Regions from separate parts of the Homo sapiens genome. Here region 1 is linked to region 2. The links are chromatin loops, found by intact Hi-C in ENCODE. Cell type or tissue: natural killer cell. All regions are shown on one strand. Region 1 overlaps SND1 (staphylococcal nuclease and tudor domain containing 1). Region 2 overlaps SND1 (staphylococcal nuclease and tudor domain containing 1).

The links. Peaks named below come from ENCODE experiments on the same cell type or tissue, not always from the same donor. Only the 100,000 strongest peaks of a DNase experiment are listed, where the experiment ranks them.
Region 1: a loop joins it to region 2, with 2.9 times the contacts of the local background. A loop is called at or near these places in 1 of 110 quality-filtered maps.

Annotation. Positions count from the first base shown.
Region 1 is chr7:127,855,310-127,859,309 of GRCh38, reverse strand. The region is part of intron 12 of SND1 (staphylococcal nuclease and tudor domain containing 1); the gene reads right to left. It also overlaps the pseudogene LOC100196944. Among named protein-coding and RNA genes, the nearest start is that of SND1-IT1, 140 kb to the left of the region's middle. In natural killer cell, no CTCF peak of the experiment used is centred here; a DNase peak (open chromatin) is centred at 2,329.
Region 2 is chr7:127,760,947-127,764,946 of GRCh38, reverse strand. The region is part of intron 10 of SND1 (staphylococcal nuclease and tudor domain containing 1); the gene reads right to left. Among named protein-coding and RNA genes, the nearest start is that of SND1, 110 kb to the right of the region's middle. In natural killer cell, no CTCF peak of the experiment used is centred here; no DNase peak of the experiment used is centred here; H3K27ac peaks cover 857 bases.

The sequences.
Region 1 (4,000 bases), 94 kb before region 2:
TGATGACAAGAGCCCCCTGCAAAACGTAGACATTAAGTAGGGGTGGGGAAGGGTGGCTCTCTGTGTCTCTGGGAAATAAGGATAAATAAGCTAACTTGTGGCCATTATGACAAAACCAAGCCTACATATCCATATTATTGGCTTGACATTAAACATCACTTAACAACAAAACAAAACCACCCCCCCATGCAAACACATATCCCAAGACAGAAAATTACATAATGGCATCTGGAATGATCTGCTCTGACAGTGAAAGCAGAACCAGCCAAACCAATGAGGTCTAGAAAGGTCCAAAATGGAGAGAGGCAGCCCCAGAGAGTCATTTTCACATCCCCTGTAGTTTATGTAAATGCAGGTATACATAAACAACGTTTTGTTCAGAGGAAGAAACTGAAGTAATAGTCTAGATTCTAGACGACCATCATTCTACTCAGAGAAATACCACGCCACTGCTAACTGGAAGTATAACTACGTTCTTCTACCAAATCTAATCATTCTAGATAAGAACAAATTTGTCAGAAGATACTTGTTTCAGCACATGTTGCTTTTTAGGGTAGAAGGTCAAAATAAGTTTTATTTCATATTGGTCAGAAAGGAAAAAGACGTCCAGGAAGAGGAATTCCACTACCTGTCCATTATGGTTTATGGCCTACATACTAGCCAGCTGGCATCACAGGAGCAGGAGAGTGGTGTTTTTGTTCCCTAGAGTCCATTAGCAACTGGACCAAACCCAATGTCAGTGTTGCTAAGGTCCAGATTGTGGCAGCTGCTTTAGATCTGCACTGCATAAACAAAGTACAGAACTTCTGCAGGTAAAAGCTCTAGAAATGAGACCCCACGCCAGGCCTCAGACTTGGAAGAGGAGGACAGCTTGGGCCAGACCCCAGTGAGTGCCCAAGCCTTCTTGGAGGGACTTTTGGAGCTCCTATTGCCTAGAGAGACAGTGGCTAGGGCACTGAGGCATCTGGGGGCCCGAGGAGGAGGCAAAGGGAGCAGCAAGGGGCCTGGGTGACCCAGTTCCCCGCAGTGCCCGGACCGGCTCTCCGAATTGGCCGACCAGATGGTGGCCCAGGGAAACCTTGGCATGTACCAGGAAACGAGGGAACAGTTGGCCATGCGGCTGAAGGGTTTGGGGTGCCAGGCCCTAGGGACCCCACAATCCCACACCCCCACACTCCCTAGACATGTTCGCTGAGGAAGTGGCAGAGGGGGAACTGGAGACCCCAACCCCTACCCAGAGAGGAGAAGCAGAGTTGCCAGGAGATGGTCTGGTGGATGTGATGTGGGAATATAAGTGGGAGAACCCGGGGGATGCCGAGCTGCATGGGCCCTTCACCAGCGACCAGATGCAGACCTGGGTGAGCGAAGGCTACTTTCCTGATGGTGTTTACTGCCGGAAGCTGGACCCCCTTCGTGGTCAGTTCTACAACTCCAAACGCATTGACTTTGACCTCTACACCTGAGACTGCTGGGGACCTAGTTTGGTGGGCCCTTCTTTCCTGAACTTTGTGGAGGAGGTCCAAGTGTCTCAGGCAGTGAGGAAGTTGGAGGCCATTTTTCAGTCAATTTCCCTTTCCCAATAAAAGCCTTTAGTTGTGGGGCCTTGGCTGTGCTGATGGCCAGAAGCGAGGGAACCTCTCCACAGCCCCTTTGGACTCGCCTTGGTCCCTGAGTGTTTGCTCTTATGAAAATCCTCCTTGGAGGTGCCTGTCAGGGGTCCCGTGGCCTCCCTGCCTGGACTCTGCTTGCCAAGTAAACACCCCCAACTGTGCTACGAAGAAAAAAAAAGAAACCTCACTTACAAAACTAAGTGAAAACAAAAATACATTTTTAAAAAAGTGTTCTTTGGGAGGGCGAGGCGGGCGGATCACGAGGTCAGGAGATGGAGACCATCCTGGCCAACATGGTGAAACCCCGTCTCTGCTTTAAAAAAAAAAAAAAAAAAAAAAATTAGCCGGGGGCGGTGGCGGGCGCCTGTAGTCCCAGCTGCTCGGGAGGTTGAGGCAGGAGAATGGTGTGAACCTGGGAGGCAGAGCTTGCAGTGAGCTGAGATAGGACCACTGCACTCCAGCCTGGGCGGAAGAGTGAGACTCCATCTCAAAAAAAAAAAAAAAAAAAAAAAAAAAGTGTTGACATTTTTCCTAAGAATTGGAAACCAGAATATTTTTTAACTTAATGATTCATAGTTCTAGTACAAGCAATAAATAGGTCCAGCAAAAGTTTAAGGGCTTTGAAATTCTCTCCTTCTCTTTGGAAAGGAAGGGGTATTTTTGGTTTCTTGCTTTGAAAGACAGTAAGCCACTACAAAGACTCTGTGGTTAACCTTCACTCAATGATCTGATCTTTCCACAGCTGCAGAGGGTGCTAAGTGACACAAGAAGCAATATAAACATTTCAGAGGGAAATTTCTGAAAAAGTGGTGACAGGAATAAATGAATTGTTTAGTTGCTTCTTGGTGTAAAAAAAAGAAAAGGTGATTTTGTAGTCAATGCCAAAATGATCCCTTTTTCATTGGGAAGGAAGAGGGATGGTATGAGAACTGTAATATAGTTCCCATTGCTACTGACCTAATGCGTGATGGCTTATAAACCACATTTTAAACACAATAGATAAAGCAACAGTCTGCTGAATCCCAGTTTATATGTAAGCAGATATATTAGAAAGTCAGAAGACTCCATGTAAAACCAACAATGGAAATCTGATAGAAGGCAGTCCACCTCCCTTTATGAAGCTAATGCTCTTAAACATCTCCCAATCCTACCATACATACTCACCTCCAAGATCGCAATATTTGCTAAATCCTTCCAAGTTCCTTTTGTTTCCCTGTTTAAAACACATTTTCACTAAAGGCAGAAAAATTAACTAAGGCATCACAGCAGGAAGGGCCATTCTAAAAGCTCCATGGACTATGGCTTTGAGTAAGCCTTTTCAGGTGGGGGTAGAGTAAAAACATTTCCAAAAACACTAATTTGGTAGCCCTGTGCCTTTTCATCACCTCAGATAAACAGGTAAAGTAGATAGCTAGCATACCCAGGGAAGTAGCTGGCTAGCACACCTCTTGATTTGAAAGGTATCCAATATACTGTTTTTATTAAAGAATAAATTGTGTGCCTACTAAATGGTAAATATGTGTTAAGCTTCCTGAAACATTAAGCATTACTCATGCATATCCATTACTTCTACCTGTATGCAAGTACTTATCAATCATTACTGTCTTAAGGAAACAGTATACATTCAATACTTAGGGGGAAAATGAATGCAATTGCCGTCATGAAAACTGAAAAAGTGATGTGAGGAGACTAATACAAACCAAAGTGCCTCCAATGGAACAATAAAATGCCCTAGTACCACAGAGTCCTCAACCATAATCCAATGAGGCATTTTGTTTTGTTTTGTAAATTAAACCTTGGGTAGCTACTACTTACTAAATTCATCCTTAAAAGAATCTGTTGGGTAGCAATCACATTAGTGGATGAGTTGGCCACAGGGAGTGTGATGAAGAAAAAGAGAACAGAATATAAAATCAAGTTTGAGCTTAAAGAAATAGCTGGACATGTGAGAGAGAGGTGGGAAAGAGGACAGAGAAAGATGGAAGAAACTATTAGATTTTAAAATTAGGTCAATGGTAAGCAGCTCCCCTCTGGAGGGCTTAGGGCTCACTTTAGTATTTGATTGTTATGTCTTAGTCACTATGCTAAACATTTAAAATGCAGTATCACCTATAATCCTCACAATATCCTTATGAGGTATATACTATTATCTCTAACTTACAGCTGGAAAAACAAAAATCAAAAAAACAAAAAAAACTAAGGCCCATGATTACACAGTATCTAATAGTAGAGCTGAGTTTTTTACCTCAGACCTATTTACTTCCAAACTCTACATTTAAAAAAATACCCAGGCCAGTGCAGTGGCTCATGATATAATCCCAGCACTTTGGGAGGCCAAGGTGGGAGAACTGCTTGAGCCCAGGAGTTCGAGACCAGCCTGAGCAACATGG
Region 2 (4,000 bases):
TCTGCAATAGTTCCGCCCGATTTCCCCTGAAATTTTAGCTTCCACTGCCTGGTTTCTGAACCCTCAGCAATGGGAGCAATTTACCTCGATCGACTTCACCAGTCACTGTTGCAATTTAGCTAAGACATTTCCCAGGGGCCCATTAGAAAAGGTTCCAATTTGAAAAACTCACATCTGATCCTTCAAACCAGTCCTGGAAACATTATTTGGTACCAAGTTAGACATTATTCTTTTTCAGATTCCAAATCCTTTACTTTGACACAGAAATGCAAATGGGAAATTTAAAAAGACAGCATTTCTGAAAATCAGCTCAACGAAAACTCAAATACACAAACATTAAAAGATATTCTGATAATAAGCACAGCCTGCCACATCGGTGTCAAAGTTCTGATTTGGTTTGGTTTTGTTACTCTACTCTATGCAGGCAAACTAAAGATGGCAGCCTAGGGCAGAGGAAGCCTTCAGCAGCATCTGCAATACAGCAACACCACAAACTTAATGAGCATGGAGTTCCTTCCAGAGTTAAGGACCATGAAAAGCCAAATTGCACTATTAAAATACTTCGCATTCACACACACACTGTACCTACTCAGTGGAGCTAACCAAAAGAGATGTGGAAGTGGAAGTACACATAATGTGTGGGAATGGCCACAGGGTAGGTGATAGCTCCTATGGCAAAAGAAACAAAAAGTGTTTTTTATTATCAATAAGTAAAAAGTCAATGGCAACCTTCAGTTTGCTCTTATGAAATCGCTAATATTCAGTTTAGAATTACATACTATCCCATAAAAAATTGTATCATTATTTGAAATTAATAGGAATCAGCAATGTATGTCAGTAGGTTTCAATTTATGCTTTTCTTTCTCTTGGGTTTTTTGTTTTTTTGTTTTTTTGTTTTTTTTTTTTTTGCGACAGGGTCTTGCTCTGTCACCCCAGCTGGAGTGCAGTGGCTCAGTCATAGCTCACTGCAACCACCTCAGCCTCCAAAGTAGCTGGGACTGCAAGCATGCACCATCACATCCAGCTGATTTGTTTTAATCTTGAGTAGAGACAGTGTCTCACTATGCTGAGGCAATCCTCCTCCCTCAGTCTCCCCAAATACTGAGATTACAGGCATTAGCCACCATGTCTGCCTGGCCCTACGCTTTTCTAGAATACTAGTGCTTCTGAAACATAATGCAGAAAAAGTATCCTCATAACTACTTAAAATAAGAATGATACCAAAAACTAAGTTAGTAAATAGAATAGTCCTGGGTTTTTTTGTCCGTAAGTTTTTCCTTAAAAAAAAGATCACCTGCTGTCAATTATCAATAAATCAATTTAACAAGTATCATATTATTATTAATAGAAATAAATGGAAACAAAAATCATGCTCAGTTTGAGACCAGCCTAGGCAACAAAGTGAGACCCTATCTCTTCAAAAAATAAAAAAATTAGCTGGGCATGGTAGTGTGCACCCGTAGTCCTAACTACTTGAAAGGCTGAGGCAGGAGTATCTCTTGAGCCCAGAACATCAAGGCTGCAATGAGCTGTGATTTTGCCACTGCACTCCAGCCTGGGCAACAGAGCAAGACTCTGTCTCAAAAAAAATTAATTTGACTGAATGTATATATATGATGTGCACATATGCTTGATTTTATGAGACAGGTCTCACTATGTTACTCAGACTGGTCTCGAATTTCTGAGTGCAAAGAACTCGAGTAGCTAGGACTACAAGTGTGCACCAACATGTCCAGCCTCACATGCTTGATTTTAAGTAACATTTATATATATTTTATACCAGAATTATTCCAGATTAGAATGACAGCATTACATATTTCTATGTGACATGAGTTCTAGGAGTTTTGTCACCTGAATGTGCTCACTATTCCCCTATTTCTGGCTATTTAGACTGTTTCTACCTTTTCTGAGAGGCCAGGTTACAGTAAACATCTTTAGGCACAAAGCTTGGCTCTTCCTTTAAATCCTTTCCTTAGAATTTTCAGAGGTGGACTACCCTGATACAGATTATGTACATTTGATGAAGTTACCTACATATTTAGCCAGCTTGACTGCATGGTCCCAAACAGCAAAACATGATGCCATTGCATATACAATTTCTTTTACAATTATTCCTTAAAAATAAAATGCAGAGAATTTTACAAACCTGTAACAGCTACTAACTGAATTTAGAAGTTACTTAAGAGTGTCAAGCTTGCTTCAGACACTCTGAGACCCATAACAGTCAGCATCACATATCAAGACAAACTTGAGTTTCAGTCATAGTTGCAGAGATAAAGATGAGGGCAAAGTATTCTCTCTACTAGACTAAGCTGCCAACTATGTTTAGGTAACTGTCATAGACTGAACTATGCTCCTCCAAAATCCATATGTTGAAGACCTAACCCTAAGCAAGTACCTGAGAATGTGACTGTATTTGGAGATGGGGCTTTAAAAAGGTGATTACATTTAAATGAGGCCATTACAGTGGGTCCTAATCTGGTGCTCCCATAAGGGGAGATTAGGACAGAGAGACGTAGGGGGTACATGTGCAGAGAGGACATGAAGAGACAGCAAGGGGGCAGTCATCTGCAAACCAATAAGAGAGGTCTCAGAAGAAACCAAACCTGAGACCAAGGGACAACAAGAGGCACTTTGATTTTGGACTTCCAGCCTCTGAAACTGTGAGAAAATAAATTTCTGTTGTATAACCCATTGAGTCTATGGTATTTTGTTATGGTAGGCCTAGCAAACTAATAAAGTTATCAATCTGAGCCCTGAGGACATTTCCATGTGTTCCCCTAGTCTACTGTAAACTTTTTCATTTACAGATATAAAATCAAGCTCGGTGTGGCCATGTTTTCACCTGTGCCCACAAAGCAAGGAAATGGAAGATCAAGGAAGAAAATCTAGATCTCTTTCTCTCACACCAAAACTCCTTCCACCATATTACTAGAATAATTATAAATGAGAGCCTCGGGTATTTCCAAGCATCAATATGAAGGACCTACAATTTAATCTTACATCAATTAATTTCTGGAATACAGTTCTTGAGCATGCTTAAAAACAGCCAGTAGTTTTTTGAACAAAAATGTACCAATGTAGAAGCCTCTGGAAAATACTGTAACAATCATACTGCTATACGGAAGATGCACCTTCAAAGGAAAACTAAAAAATGGTAACTTTAAAAATCAAGGGCTATGAGCAAATAAGAGAAACTGCTTTTGGCAGAGGAAGGAATCTAATTTTAACAGGTTTCAAGGAAAGATGGGTATAAAGAATGGGGCCAAATGACCAATAATAAAATCAGATGAATGCTAGCTTCGAACAATGGATAATAAAAGTTCAAACAACTTTCAGGTTTTCAAAAGCAAACATTTCTAGGAAAAGACAGAAGAGACAAGTGTTACAGAACAGTGTGTATACGATTATGTGTTTAAAGTCTCCGTAAATCTCCTTCTATACTCATCATATTCATTTTTTGGTGTTGTATAGCTTTCTTCCCTTGGTTGATACTTTCTCAGCTAACTGAGGGGGTAAAATACCCCAATATACTTGAAGACATGCTGACCACAGCTCTCACACCTTGAAATTCTAAGAATTTATCAAACTGTAACTGAGAAAATGATAACCACAGACAGCTTTTGAATCTTGGGGTTTCCTTTATAAAGGAATTTACATATAGATATTTGAAAATGCTGTCCTCCCCAAAACCCTCACACAAAAAGAAACTTTTGGGATGTGGGGAAGATTAACTTAGCTGAAGTCAGAGAAGTTTAATTGTAATGAGATGCAGGCAAAATACTCAAAATTCTTCAGCATGCTAATTTTGTACTTGATGGCCAAGATGATAGAGGTAGGTGGCCTAGAAAACCATATGGAGATGTGATGAAAACTATGCTTTCCAGAAGTCCTAGTTAAGGTATATATGGAGAGCAATATACCACTTGAAATCTATTTCTGAAATCTTTTTATACGGTTTAAATGTTCTCTAAAGATTATGATATAAACCAGAATTCTG